Regions from separate parts of the Homo sapiens genome. Here region 1 is linked to region 2. A link is a contact called in ENCODE Hi-C or POLR2A ChIA-PET data. All regions are on one chromosome and are shown on one strand. The core of a region is the stretch at or near the end of the contact, and the rest is flanking DNA. Distances in the headings are between cores, read along the strand shown.

Region 1 (7,143 bases), core at 3,968-6,467, 80 kb after region 2:
TACCTCAACTTTCACCTTTTTTTCAGTTGCATATGTAAGTGGAATTTCGTCACTGGGCATAACTCCCACCTTAAAAGGCACTTATGTAAACATTTCTCACAGACGAAGTATCCCATCTCTTGCTTTCCATAAACACTCCTTGCGTAAATACTGCATCATCTTAGCTGGATTCAAAGACACGTGCTTATGAACCTAGGTATTGGGCTGGGCAGGACCCAGGGGCAGGGACAAGAGGCGCTTCCAACAGTGCTTCCCACGCCTCCAAGAAGCACTCATCCCCCAAGCCCTCTTTTGTGGACAGTTCACACTTTCCAGTTTACAAAACACACTTCATTATTTCATCAAACAGTTCTGAGTGATAAAAAGGCCAATATTATTGTCTCCACTGTATGAACGTGGAAATTGGGGCTCAGAGAAATAAAATAACTTGCTCAGGGTCCCTTAGTTAATGAGCACTAAAACCAAGATTAAAAATCATCTACTTCTAAGGCTTGAACTCTTCCCCTAAACCCCTCAACTACTATAACCTTCTGTCCATCTCCAAATAGGTTTATTATAACCTATTAGTTACCATTTACACTCTTTCCAAATCATAGGCTAGAAAGAGCACAGTCTTTGTACAAAGATCTAACATCAGCCGGGCGCAGTGGCTCACGCCTGTAATCCTAGCACTTTGGGAGGCTGAAGCAGGCGGATCACAAGGTCAGGAGACCCGTCTCTACTAAAAGTACAAAAAATTAGCTGGATGTGGTGGCACACACCTGTAGTCCCAGCTACTCGGGAGACTGAGGCAGGAGAATTGCTTGAACCCGGGAGGTGGAGGTTGCAGTGAGCCGAGATCATGCCACTGCACTCCAGCCTGGGCGACAGAGCAAGACTCCATCTCAAAAAAAAAAAAAAAATTCTAATATCAAGTTGCTGCCATCATTTCTCTCCTGGTTAACTATAACTGGCCTCTTTGCTCATAGATAATCACAGCATTATAGCCTCTATTTTACATATGGGTAAGGGACGCTCAGAGCCATAAGTGATGATAATGATAGGGTCAAGATTCAAGACTGGGTTGCAGTTCCAAGTCCAGCCATTTCTCCCACACTATTCTATCCCTTGTTCACAGACAGAAAAAAAGTTCTGTCTTTTGAGAACCAAACAATCTCCCTCTCCCCACCTCAGTTGAGTAAAATAGCCCCATGGGAGACTGATAGATTTTGAAATGTGTTTTCTGTTTAAATGTCTTTTTTTTTAAACTGATGATATGTTCTGAAAGGAATGCCAACTCTTTTAGCAAATGGCTTCAGGTGTAGATAGATGTTTTGTAACTCCCAACTCCCTAGCAGAAGTAGGCTATAAAGTCTTAGCTGCTGAAGAAAAGTGAATTAAAATTTCAGTTCCTAAAAGATGCTCAGGTGCTTATCAGAAGAGGTGGGCAAAGCAACAGAGAATAATTTGTTCTGATTTCAAAAAAGAGTTCACATGAATCAGCAACTTCTTGCAGTAGTTTTATTTTATCGGTTTTCTTTTCAGATTCCAATGGGCTTGAGGAGGGAGGAGCTGACAGCAGACAGGGAACCAAAGTCTCTCCCGTGGCTAATTGAAAATACTTCCTTGTCAAGATGTTATAAAGTCACTGGAGGCTGAGGAAGACATTACAGATGTTCAGGGCCCAAGGCCAATGTAGACACACCCAAGCAAGATGCTCTGATCACCAATTTAAAGGACGGGTGAAACAAACAGGATAAATATCATCAGTGACTATGATGAGATAAGGGAGTTTTCTATAATCTATTTAATAATGACCATGGACTTTTGAAAAAGGCATTAAATTACAGCTATATGTTTGTCTTGTTGGCTATCATTCTAGAAATGAGCCTTAAGTATTGCTAAACATAACCACTGTAATGGAGAATTGTTTTTGTATTTTTCAAAGTATAACTGAATGCTAAGGTCTCTTTCATTTGGCTATACCTGTGGGAAATCCAGATACTGAGACCAGGAGCATAAGAATGGAAGCAGTGCCACTTGCCTGGGATGGTGAGATAGTTTGGCTCTGTGTCCCCACCCAAATCTCATCACGAATTGTAATTCCCATAATCCCCACATGTCAAGCACGGGACCTGGTGGGAGGTGACTGGGTCATGGGGGCAGTTTCCCCCATGCTGTTCTCATGATAGTGAGTGAGTTCTCAGAGATCTGGTGGTTTTATAAGGGGCTCCTCCTGCTTTGCTCATTCACCCTTCTCTTTCCTGCTGCCACGTGAAGAAGGTCTGTGCTGCTTTCCCTTCCACCATGATTGTAAGTTTCCCAAGGCTTCCCCAGCCATGCAGAACTGTGAGTCAATTAAACCTCTTCCCTTTATAAATTACCCAGTCTCAGGCATTTCTTTACAGCATTATAATAACAGACTAATACAGATGGCTTGCTCTCATTATCAGCAAACTACTGGAGGGAAAATAAAGGGTCTCTTCACCACCAAACCTACAAAATCAGTGAAAGTGAATAGGAAACGAATGTGGTCACATTGCAGGGTGGTTAAGACCAAGGACACCAGCCCAGACTACCTGAGTTTGAATCTCAGCTCTGCCACCTATTAGCTTTGTAATCTTGGCCAAGTTATTTAACCTCTCAGTGTCTCATCTGTAAAACAGGGAAAAACAGAACCATCCTCATGGGGCTTTGAAAAGATGAAATGAACCAACATATGTAAAGCAGATAATAAGCATTTAATACCTGTTGTGCATTATTATTCTTAATTAACCTCTAGTAACAACGCTTCCCAAAGAAATTATTTCGGTTACTATTTCTGAGGGGAGCAATGTCTTCCCTTTATGGTTTAAGATAAAGCAACTTTCCCGAATAATCTAGTTTGTGGTCAGGTGGCCCAGTTCTACTCTCTACATTAAAATAAGGCATTTGAATTGCTGGTCAGAACATCTCAGATATAAAAGACTGAATTTAACCACAGCCAAAAACATCATAACATGGGGGGCTCCAGACAAGTAATTTCACCTTGGTCTCAGTTTTCTTGTCTGTAAAAACCGAACAAATGCGATTGGATTGTCACAAGAATTAAATAGGGAGGAGACAGTTGTGATTAAGAACTCAGGATCTGGAGTCAGGGAGATCTGAGTTCAAATTCCAGCTCTGACAGTTAGTAAACTAAGTGAGTTCTCAGATGAATCTCAGAGTCTGTATTCCTCATCTGTAAGTGAATATATTGATCCTACTCATCTCAAAGGGATATCGAAATTGTTTAGAAAGGTAATGTACATAAAGTACCAAACACAAGGTCATGCTGTGTGTTTTTAAATGACAGTACATATGACAGTACTTTGAACTTACACACACACACACACACACACACACACCCTGCAAACAAACAAAATTCCCAATGACACATGTAATGAGAATGAGATAACAGGGGCCTCTTATATACTATTGAATTCAGCCTGTCTAAAAATCTACTAAGGGGTGGCCAGGCGCGGTGGCTCACACCTGTAGTTCCAGCACTTTGGGAGGCAGAGGCAGGTGGATCACAAGGTCAGGAGATCGAGACCATCCTGGCTAACACAGTGAAACCCCGTCTCTACTAAAAAAAATACAAACAAATTAGCTGGGTGTGGTGGTGGGCGCCTGTGGTCCCAGCTACTCAGGAGGCTGAGGCAGGAGAATGGCGTGAACCCAGGAGGCAGAGCTTGCAGTGAGCCGAGATCGCGCCACTGCACTCCAGTCTGGGCGACAAAGCGAGACTCTGTCTCAAAAAAAAAAAAAAAAAAAAAAAAATCTACTAAGGGGTGTGTTTGTGTGTGTGTGTGTGTGTGTGGTGTGTATTTACATTTTTGTGTATGTGTGGATACATCCATTGAGAGCCCATAAAAATATGTGTGTGTATTAATAGAATAATGGAACTTGTCAGGTTGATATTGTTGCAAGAAATAGCTGGACATAAGTAAATGTATCTCGTTTTGGCAGAGAAGAACCAATACATTATTAGGGATGACAGAGCAGTCTTGTCTATACTTGACATGTGAGTCCTACAGTTCCAGCTTAAGCTACTGTTGATAGTAACTGGGTGGAAGAAGAAAATAAGGTAGACTGTTTAACTTTCAAATATTAATCCAAAAGCTAGATGCCATTTTAAAGAGACTATAAAATATGTGTTTGTACAGATTTTGGCTTCTGTTTCAGTATAATGGCTTCATAATGGCAGGCCATACATTAATTGCCACTGGAAGTATCCTCATGGCTTAAAGCTGGCTCACAACAGCAACTGAAATCACCTAGAAGTCATACTTAGTACTGCCAGTCCTTCCATCAGCGTAGTTGGGGTCCTCTTACATAAATCCCAAGAATTCTATCTCATTCCTATTTAAACCTAAACATCTAGAAGTGATCTGCTAGGTTTCCAAATCAACTAAGTTTATAACGAAGCCCTTGGGAAATGCTGTCTAAAGTCGCCACAGGCCCCTGGGCTCCTGGGTTTCCCCTGAGGCGTAAAGCAGCCTAGAGAATGAAGGAAACCCCTCTTGAAAGCTGCAGTCTTTTCTGGCTAGGAACATTAGTGCATAGCAGAGGCGTGAAAGCAGAATTTGAGACAAAAGGCGGAGGGAAAGATGACTCTTGGTAGGTTCATTTTTTTATGCCACAGGATAAAGAAAACGGAGCTTCCTGGTATAAAGACAAGCCATACAGACAACTTTCAGATAACATATAGACATCTCTAAACCAAATGCACTTGAAGGAGACCCTTGGGCTCTTTACACTCATAGAGCAAGCAGGTTTCCAAAATCTATCATTTTTCATAAAGCTACCTGGACTGGGTATTGAGTCATACACAAAAACCATGCAGCAAGCAGTCCTGGTAAGAATTCTCCTTAACCCCTGCCCCCAAATCCTATGACTCTTCCAAACAGAGTGAAGGGGGAAAGGATGGAGAAGGTGAATATGGCTTTAGAATTCTTCAGCATTCTGTCTAATATGACATCATAATTGATTGTCTAATATTACAGTCAGGAAGAAAAGATATTGAATATCCCTTCACAACCGAGCCCTGGATGATTATCCGATATTTTATTACCATAAATACTCTATCCTACGCAACTCTAGTAACCAAACAACAGAAACCAACTAGCCAGAAGCAGGAGGCTCTATTTCTTAGCATAATAAATTATATGAGCTGCTGGGAATCCGGCATAATTGGGGACTGGCTCTGTTCCATGGGGGCTGGCTTCAAATCAGAACACAGAGCCAAGCCAGATAACAGCTTCAGTTCTCTTGGCCTCCTGAGTTCCCTGGGTCAAATTAGCATTTCATTAGGTCCGATTTAGTTTTATAGAAAGAAGTGAGTGGTTTCAAACCATGGTTGCTGCCCCTACAAACCACCTAGCTGCTAGAAAACGTGACTAATTTCATGTCACAGCATCCTGTGCTTCTGGTTATAGGGCAAGAAAGTCTACACATTGGTTGATCTCCTCAGAAGTAATAGAATTATGTGGTTCCCAGGCTCTCACTCCCACCACCAATTCCCAGTCCCCAAAAGGCACCCAGTTCTCTTTTCTCATTTCTTTTCCTTTCCCTTTCTCTTTCTCTCTTTCTCTGTTTCTCTCTTTCTTTTTTTCTTTTTCTTCCTTTCTTTTTTTGACACAGAATTTTGCTCTTCTTGCCCAGGCTGGATCTCGCTTCACTGCAACCTCTGCCTCCCAGGTTCAAGCGATTCTCCCACCTCATCCTCCCAAGTAGCTGAGATTACAGGCCCACATCACCAATTAGCATGCCCTGCTAATTTCTGTATTATTTGTAGAGATGGGGTTTCACCATGTTCACCAGGCTGGTCTCGAACTCCTGACCTCAGATGATCCAACCGCCTCGGCCTCTCGAAGTGCTGGGCTCTCCAGGCTGGCATAAGCCACTGTGCCTGGAGCCCGCTGGAGCATCTTAATGGGCAGTCAGAAGAAATGACTCAAAGGGAGCATAAGCAAGAGCAGGAGACAGACATGTCCTAGACCAAAGCCGTGGATCAAGCACATAGCCAGGAGAGACTCCCGCCTAACTTGATGATACACGCCTGCTTGTTTGTTTTCTAGTTTTAACAGAGTCTCATAGAAGACGAGAATGCTTTCCAGATGTTATTGCTTCCTACCAAAGCAGCAAAAAAAATCAGAAGTATCTCCATAGAGCTCCAAAAGGGCCAGATTCCAGGCCAGGAGTGAAATCCTTTTCAAGTGGACATCAGCCCAGTCTTATATAGAACACAACAGGTGAAGGCAGGAATGTCCTGCAGCCTCATGCACTGAGGAGCAGATAGCCAAGGGTGTGGGGGGTCTGCCAAGAAGGGGTGAAACTGGCCTAATGATAAGCACAACTTTTCCATCTTCTACTATGTTGGAGTCATGGCCAGGATTGCAGAGCCATTTACTAACAAAGGAGGTTAGAGCTGGAAAGGACCTGACGCTTATCTCCAACCCGTTCATTTTATAGGTAGGAAAACACCAGGAACAGAAATCTGGGATGCCTGCAGCAAAGTCTGAAAGCCACAGGGTTGGCCGTTGTCCTGACACTTGACCCAGGGCTTTCTATTGCTTCTGTGTCTCATTTTCTTTTTGTGTCCTCAGTAGTTATTTCTTCAACTGTTTCCTCTTTGCCTGCTCTGTCCCGGTCTCACCTGCATCCCAATAGAGCCATTCTCTCATTAAAGGGAGAGAATAGCTCTATTAAGCACAGCTAAATAAGCTGGACAAATGGTGTGTGCTCTGCTAGTCCTGTGGCAAGCTGATTAATCCATCCAGTGCCTCCCACCAACCCCAGGGGCACTTTTTAACAGAAGCTCAGGTTTCTTGCTCCCTTTTCAGGCCACCTTTCCTGTTCTTTCCCTTGTCTAAGCAGACCCTTATTGCGGGCCAGCACTTTGCATGAAACTGAATTACTAAAATGTAGAGCAAGGATGCAAATTGATGTTTGGAACTCAGCTAAGCTTCTCCAGATAAACAAAGCACAATCCATCAATCTGCCCTGATAAGATAGGCCTTCTTAGTAAATGGCTGTACACTATCTGATTGCTTCCAGGAGGCTCCAGACGATGTTTTCTTTGGTCTGCTCTCCTGAAACCTTGACAAAATGACTCGTCGATGTTCTTTTCTTCCAGCTATA
Region 2 (7,036 bases), core at 3,050-5,549:
CCTGGGACTCGGAAGGCTCCATAGAAAAGTGTGAAAATAGAGTTCCACCTCCAAAGCTGCACTATATACACCACAGCCCTGCAGGGTCCAGTGGCCCTGCTCGTCACACTTGAGTGCTCCTCCAGCAGAACTTGGCCATGCCGGTCTTCATGTGAATACATATGTATGGCACATACACACATAGACACATAGACATTGGAAACTGGAGTTGATCCCTCCTTCAAAAATTAAAAAAGAAAATTATAAGCTTTGATCTCTTAACATAAAAGATAAAACATCTTGGAATAAAATGACTCCCTCTTTGATTTTAGAGAAAGCATTGCTTTTTTTTTTTTTTTTTTTTTTTTTTTAAAGGAAAAACTCTTGCATGCTGAGACAAACCTATGTGTAATGGGAGAGAACAGACCAAAATGTGGGCAGAGTCTTAGGTCCTAGCTAATGGCAGAGCCAGGGTTCTAGGGGGTCAGCTGTCCCGGGCCAGGTGATCTGAGGGCTGACCTGTTTCTTCCTAACCATCAGAACCAAAACCAGTTTGACCTAACCACAACCACTTTGACAGTCTTGACAAGGTATGGCATGGGCTTGGCCTGGTGTGGCAAAGCCATCGACATTACAAGATGAAGAACTGAGTCCACTGAACAGCCTGGTGACCAGAAGAGCCTGCCCCTCACTGCTGGGCCCTCCCGGTCTCAGACACCCAGGCTCTCACATTCTACTGTGTGCTCTAAGATCTCTCTTCATGTTCCTCTATTCTGAGGGCCTGTGCATTTGAACCAGAGATCTGTGCAGGCCCTAGAATCAAAGGGGCCAGGGCTGTGTGTTCTGGGATCCTCCATTTCCATCCCCAGGAGCTGAGAAAATGCAACATAACCCCACATTGAGCAAATGACAAGACCATTATTCTTCACAGTTTGAAATTATAATCTAGCATCGCCACTGATCAGACTGCAGAAGTGTCAGAACGTTGGGGAGAGTGGCCCACAGAATGGACCCAGAGGCAGCCTTGCCACCCTAACCTCTTGCTGCTTTGTACCTTAGGAGAGGAGCGCATGCGGAGTACTGATTTCTGTTTACTTAGCATCATCTTCATCATCATCATCATCATCTGTATTTCATTTTCTTTGTTAAAAGGCTTCGATTCCGTTTGAGTGATTTTTGTTTCCTGAATATTTTTTCTGAACTATCTGCTATACCTTCCACAACCAAACTATGTTGAAGTTTTATTTCAATACTATGACAAAAACACGTTTCACACTAAAATATTCACGCATCCACAGTGCACAAGCTTGCAGTTCTAAAGTAGAATGAGGGAAAAAAAAGCAAAATTTCTATACAAAGGGCTGGCTTTTCCCTTCTCCCCCCCCTCCCATCCCCCTTAAAGTTTCTGTATTTTTTCCCCCACTTGGTTTCCAATCCAGGAAAGTTGTGTTATGACTCCAGACAGTAGGTTGTTTCTTTCTTCTTTTGTTTCTATAAATGCTGCCTAAGTGAACAGAAGGCCGATGTTACTTTACTTCAACAGATTTCCAAAAAAAGACACTAATTCCCTGAAGCACACATGCTCTTCCGCTCAAATCTAGATTCTGGGCTCAAAAGGAAATGGTATGTATAGATTTTATTTGGCTTTCTACACAAAGGGGATGTGTGGGGTAATAATGTGTGTTCACCAAGACCAGCCCCAACTATACAATCTTCTCTGCTTCATTCAACAAAGCCTAAGGAGTCCTTCAAAAGAAGGGTGAGAACGCCTGGGAGCAGATCCCTTTTCACAGATGCAGGCAGGTGGCGGCTAATCAGAAAGTGGTCTAACCCCCAAAGAAACACAAAAATAACCAAAAATTCAAAAGCAAAACCATTCCAGAATGAGATGGATTTTCACCTGAGTGGGACCCAGGCAAAAACTGCAGATCAGAAAAGAGGGGAAGAGCAGCTGTAAACAATCATGTTTTGTAAAGTTGTCCTGTGCTAAAGCAAGCGTGGGATGATCCTACCTACCTCTAGGTGGTATTTGTTACCTTAAAAAATAAAAGGCAGCTATTTTACACGGACATTTAAACACAACCAAAGTCAAACATTTGTCACCTTGTAAACACTGGAAAACAAAGTTGGCAGAAAGAAAGAAAGAAAAAAGAATGTAAAAGAAAGAAAAAGAAGTCTGAATACTGCAAATTGAGATCTACCCCCAGAAGCTGCAATTTGGCATTCGTCCTATAAAATAAGAGTCTACGTGGGAATTGAATTCAGCTAGAAAGGGTGACACACTTTGCATACTGAACAAATACAAAGTGAACAGAAATTATAACTTATTTATGAGGTTTTACAGAGTTCAAACTTGACTGAAAGTATAAAAATAAACTGTGGACTTTGTTCATTCGATTAGTCTTAGTGCCTGAAAGTATTTCTCTGAAACTGGTCTGTGCCAATCGGGTAACACCAAGTGTGGTCTTCCTGAACCTAGATTTCGTTTCTGAGCTTCCTAGATTCTTAATTTGGGGTCCTTTTGTTTGATTTTTTAACGGTTTCAGGGAACGGAGTGTCCTAGTTTGGCTGTGGGTTTAACCTTTTTGTCTCATTTTCTTACAAGTGAGTGTGCAACAAAGGGACCCTTTCTATAAACCTACAAAAAGGAGATTCCCATGTTTTATCTGTTTAGTTTTTTTTAAAGGCAAAAGACACTAGAGAAATGAGATGTGTGTGTGTGCATGTGTGTTTGTGTGTGTGCGTGCGTGTGTGTGTCTGTGGTGTTGGAAATGCTCTGGTGAAGCTGCTGTGTCACTTTTTATTTTGATCTTTGCTCGGTTCTCTTCACCCATCATGCTTTGCTCTCGTTCTCCTTTGTCTGTGTGGCGTCATTGGGGACCGTCTTGACTTCGGCTGGCGCTGGCTTCGTTTCTGTCTCCTGGCACTCTGGCTTTGCTTCTACGGGGCCCTTCCTGCAGAGAATCAGGAAAACAGAACCACTGAGACCACGGTCTGCAGACATCTCGCCCCTGCATCCAGGCCTTGGGGACAGCAGGGAGGAGGAGGGGTTCTCCAGTGACAGCACCCGGCTCCAACCTCTGCCCGTCAAATCACCTGGGAGCACTAAAAATCACCCAAGCCCGAGCTGTGTTCGCGGAAATCCTGATTTAATTGGTCCGGACACAGTGACTTTTAAAAGCACCCAAGTGACTCTAATGTGCAGCCATAGTTGAGAAGCACTGAGTCAGAAGAACGAGTCCTTTCCTCTTCCAGCCCTAAGTTGATGCCAGAGGCTGTGTTTTTACCTGGGGTGGTGGAAGGGGGCAGCAGAGGCAGCTCCTCCTCACCCTGACCAGCTGCAGTGGCAACAGCTCAGCTGGATGTAAATGCAGCCTGCTGGGCTGGGCTGGGCTCCCAGCACTGATTTCAGGGGCCCCTTTGCAACCCACTCTTGCCTGTCCCTTCCCCACCCCACCCTGTGCTGTTGCAGGATGATGCCTCTAGGGCCTGCCTGGGTAGGGTGAGAAAACACTGATGGAGGCAGCTTTTCATGGCAGCCTGGTGGGGTACTAGAGTGGGCCTGGTGGCTATGCGAGAGTTGAGGGCAGCTGAGTGGGCAGGGCTATCAGAGTCCTTTTCCCTCCCGATGCTGAGATTCAGGGCTCCTGGCGAGAGCCCCTTGCAGCCCATGGTGGCAGCATGGCAGCTTATCTGGGGAGCAGCCATAGGAGCCTCTATAAAAATCTAGGTCTGACTCTGCCTCCATCAGTTCCAGGAAAGGGAGTCGGGTCTGAGGATGCATGGGGACAGGCACAGACCCCAGCCTCAGCTGGTGCCACTGAATTTTGGCAAGACACTTACAAACCTGAAAGGTTAAGGCCTTTCTCTTGAACTTTGAGACCCAGCAGCCATTTGATGCTGGGGAGCCCCGAGTCTTCCCAGCCACTCTAAGAGCAGGAGAAGCAAGAGTGGGCTGGGGGCCGGGGTTGGGAGGGGAGGGTGAGCATCTGAGCCACAGTGTGAGGGGACCTCTGAACTGCACCCTCCCCTGCCACGGGCCTGGGGCCTACCTCTTTTCTTCCTGCACATCAGTGCCTTTCTGGTAGGGACTCAGCCTGGCACTGAATAACACACCGACTGGGGGCCCCAGGGTGGCTGATAAGGGCACCTTGGCCTTCTTAGCCTGCTTCCCAAGCTATTCTCATCAGTGGCCTGACTGCAAGGGCTCCCCCAGGGAAAACAGAAGCCGCTGCTAGGATGATAAGGATAAAACATAATTAACATGGCCTAATTAGCCAGCAGGCGGCTGCTCCTGGGGCCCAGCTGCCTGTCCTGCTCTCTCTGCCTTATCCCAGCCCCTTGGTTGACGGTCGCCTCAGAGAAGCCCTGGATGAGGCTGAAGACACATCTAACAAGGAGGACACAGCACAGCACAAATGCACACCACCACAGGACACAACCCGATGACAGCAGACAAAGAGAGGCCGTACTCGGTCTTTGCTGGCGCAGGCGAAACAGAGCTGTCTGCAGTGGAAGGAGCAAGCTCAGGGGCTTGTCCACTGGCCCCAGCGGCGGGAGCAGGAGAGCCCAGGGCTGCAAAAACATCCTTTGCAAGGTCAATATCTGGGGTCTTGAAGTTCCCTTCGTCCATTTTAAAGTCCTCGCCCTGGGAAGGGTTTGTGGTGCTGACGGAGGCAGCCTCGCTCTTCGGGCTAGCAAGGGCTGTGGCTGCCTCGGCCGGGCTCTTCGCGGCTCCGGGCTGGGTGGGCTCCGGGTCCGGGCCTTTGGTGCTGGGAGCCTCCTGCTTGGCCTGAGGGGCTTCTGTGGCAGGGGCAGCCGCTGCTGCTAGAGGACTGGCTGCCCCAGTCGGGGTGGGGACTGGTGCAGGGGTGGGCTTGCTGGCCGGAGGAGCCTTAGAGGCCTCCCCGACACCAGCAGGGGCGCTTGGGCTGAGGACAGCCCCTTGGTTAGCCAGGACACTAGAAGACAAATTGCTAGCGGCAGGGGTTGAGGTCGGGGTGTCGCTCAGGTCAACGAGGGGGGCGACCTTGGGGGCTGAAGCTGGGGCCGGGGAGGGGGCAGAGGCGCTGGGCCCCTTGGAAGGGGTGGCCTGGCCAGCCGGTACAGAGTTTGAGTCAGGCGTGGCCGTGGCCGGCGGGGCAATACTGGAGGTCAGGGTGGTGGTCTCACTGGTGGGGCTGTTCTGAGCAGTGGCAAAGGTTTCGGTGATAGTGTCAGAGTTAGTGGTGACGGTGGTGACAGAAGGCAGCATGTCCTCGACAGTGGCCGTAGTGTCGGCAGGCAGCCTGTGGGAGGACAGGAAGTAGAAGAGAATAGACAATGAAGCTGAGACGTGACAGAGAAGCGAGGAGGAGGGCTGAAGCCCAGGACAGGGACCATGGGGGTGGGGGCATGCAGTTAGGCACAGGCACGGACACAGGCCCACAGAGAGAGAAGGATGCTGAGAGGAAGCACACGCCCAGGTGGGCAGAAGAGGACACAGGAGACGACAGAGAACGTGGCGGTCTCAAAAGGGACCTGCTAGCCCTTCCCTGCTGATGTCTCTCCAGCTCTCTGCATAGAGCTCCCTTTCCCTGAAGTCCTTGCAGACCTGCCTAGGGCTTCCTGATCCCTGCCCTGGATCTCCATTCAAGGAGGGGCAGGCTTCTGTTCAGCATCCACCTGCTCTAGGCTTCCCAGGTCCCAGAGGAACTGGGCCCAGCTGTCCTGCAGGGCTCCCCAGGGCACCGATGGGAAAAGTCACGAATAAGGCAGATCACGAGTACTCAGAATGGCTCATAGGAGCTGTGGGTTCTTCCAGTCACAGATTTTGTGGTTCCCTGAAACTCCATTCCCTTTAAGCCCATAAGATCCTTGACAGCTAGGCAGGCATTACAACCACAACTGGTCTGGGGCTCCGTGGGTCCCCGAGGTTTCTGAACAGAGGAGGGGCAGAGAACTTTACCAGGTCCCCAGCTTCCCTTATCCTTTCAGGGGGAAAACACAAAACCCTAGAATTTCAAGAAATCCTAAGCAGACTCTGCTAAGCCTTTCAGTGAGATTTTGCCACCTTAAGCCATTTCCAGAATATGTGTATAACTTGAGAACAGGGGCTAGGGATCCAGGGATCCCTACTTATACAGGAGCCTTCTAAGGGTACCCACAGCCACCGAAATAGAACCAGAAATGCCTGAGGTCAGGCATTTCTCAGCCAAGCAGGTCTTGTGGCCAAGGGTTTGGAATCCTGGCCTGAACTGTTTGGCCGGGAGCTGTGGGTAGGGGCACGGGAGGTGGGGGTAGGGTGGGGAGGTGGGTGTGGGGGTCTCTACGGAGCAGGTGCCAGCCCCTCCCAGCCCACGTACTCGGGCTCCGTCAGTGGCGTGGTCTCGTTGGGCTCTGTGTGTTTCCCTCCATCATGGTTTGGGGTCCTCTCCTCCTCCGTTCGAACCTCCACGATGGGCTCCTTGGACTCATCTTTCCTGTGGAGACAGTACTGCTGGTTAGACCCTAGGGCAGCTGCAGGGAGGGGCTCCCACGGAAGAGCAGCTATGACTCAACCCAAGGCTGGCACGGTGGGCATCCAGAGCCAACAGATTCAAATGTATAAGTCTCAGCCCAACCCTTGCTAGCTGTGTGACCTTGAGCTTCAGATTTAATCACCCTGCCTCAGTCCCTTCATCTGTAAAATGAGGCAAAAACACTGTTACTTTGCCTAGTTATGAGAATTCAATGAAAGGATGCATGGGAAGTGCTAAACACAGTGCCTGACACAGATCATTGCTCAAATACATACATCTGTCTCTGTACACAGGTATACATACATTTCTTTTCCTTTCCTTTTCTTTTTTTTTTTTTTTTTTTTTTTTTTTGAGACAGAGTCTCTCTATGTCGCCCAGGCTGGAGTGCAGTGGCGTGATCTTGGTTCGTTGCAACCTCCGCCTCCTGGGTTCAAGCGATTCTCCAGCCTCAGCCTCCTGAATAGCTGGGATTACAGGAGCATGCCACCACGCCTGGCTAATTTTTGTATTTTTAGTAGAGGCGGGGCTTCGCCATGTTAGCCAGGCTGGTCTCCAAC

Evidence for each region. A loop is a pair of places that touch in the nucleus more often than their neighbours do. ChIA-PET counts read pairs that join two places held with the same protein, here RNA polymerase II (POLR2A). Pooled maps may share reads with other maps.
Region 1: a pooled map shows a loop between it and region 2 (2.3-fold over the local background). The contact joins the enhancer-like site here to the promoter of NCAM1-AS1 in region 2. A Hi-C loop is called at or near these places in 1 of 168 maps with a recorded cell type or tissue (PC-9) and 6 of 50 pooled maps. POLR2A ChIA-PET finds 5 or more read pairs at or near these places in 1 of 52 experiments (PC-9).

Annotation. Positions count from the first base shown.
Region 1 is chr11:113,192,133-113,199,275 of GRCh38, reverse strand. The region is part of intron 1 of NCAM1 (neural cell adhesion molecule 1); the gene reads right to left. Among named protein-coding and RNA genes, the nearest start is that of NCAM1-AS1, 78 kb to the left of the region's middle. Within about 2 kb of position 5,217, at least 8 of the 41 ENCODE cell types and tissues checked have a DNase peak (open chromatin) inside an H3K27ac peak, as active enhancers do.
Region 2 is chr11:113,271,164-113,278,199 of GRCh38, reverse strand. NCAM1-AS1 (NCAM1 antisense RNA 1) reads left to right here and starts at 4,299. Exons shown (of 3, transcript NR_034101.1): 1 at 4,299-4,576. It overlaps NCAM1 (neural cell adhesion molecule 1), which reads right to left. Exons shown (of 20, transcript NM_181351.5): 19 at 6,324-6,440; 20 at 1-2,933. The coding sequence ends at 2,813.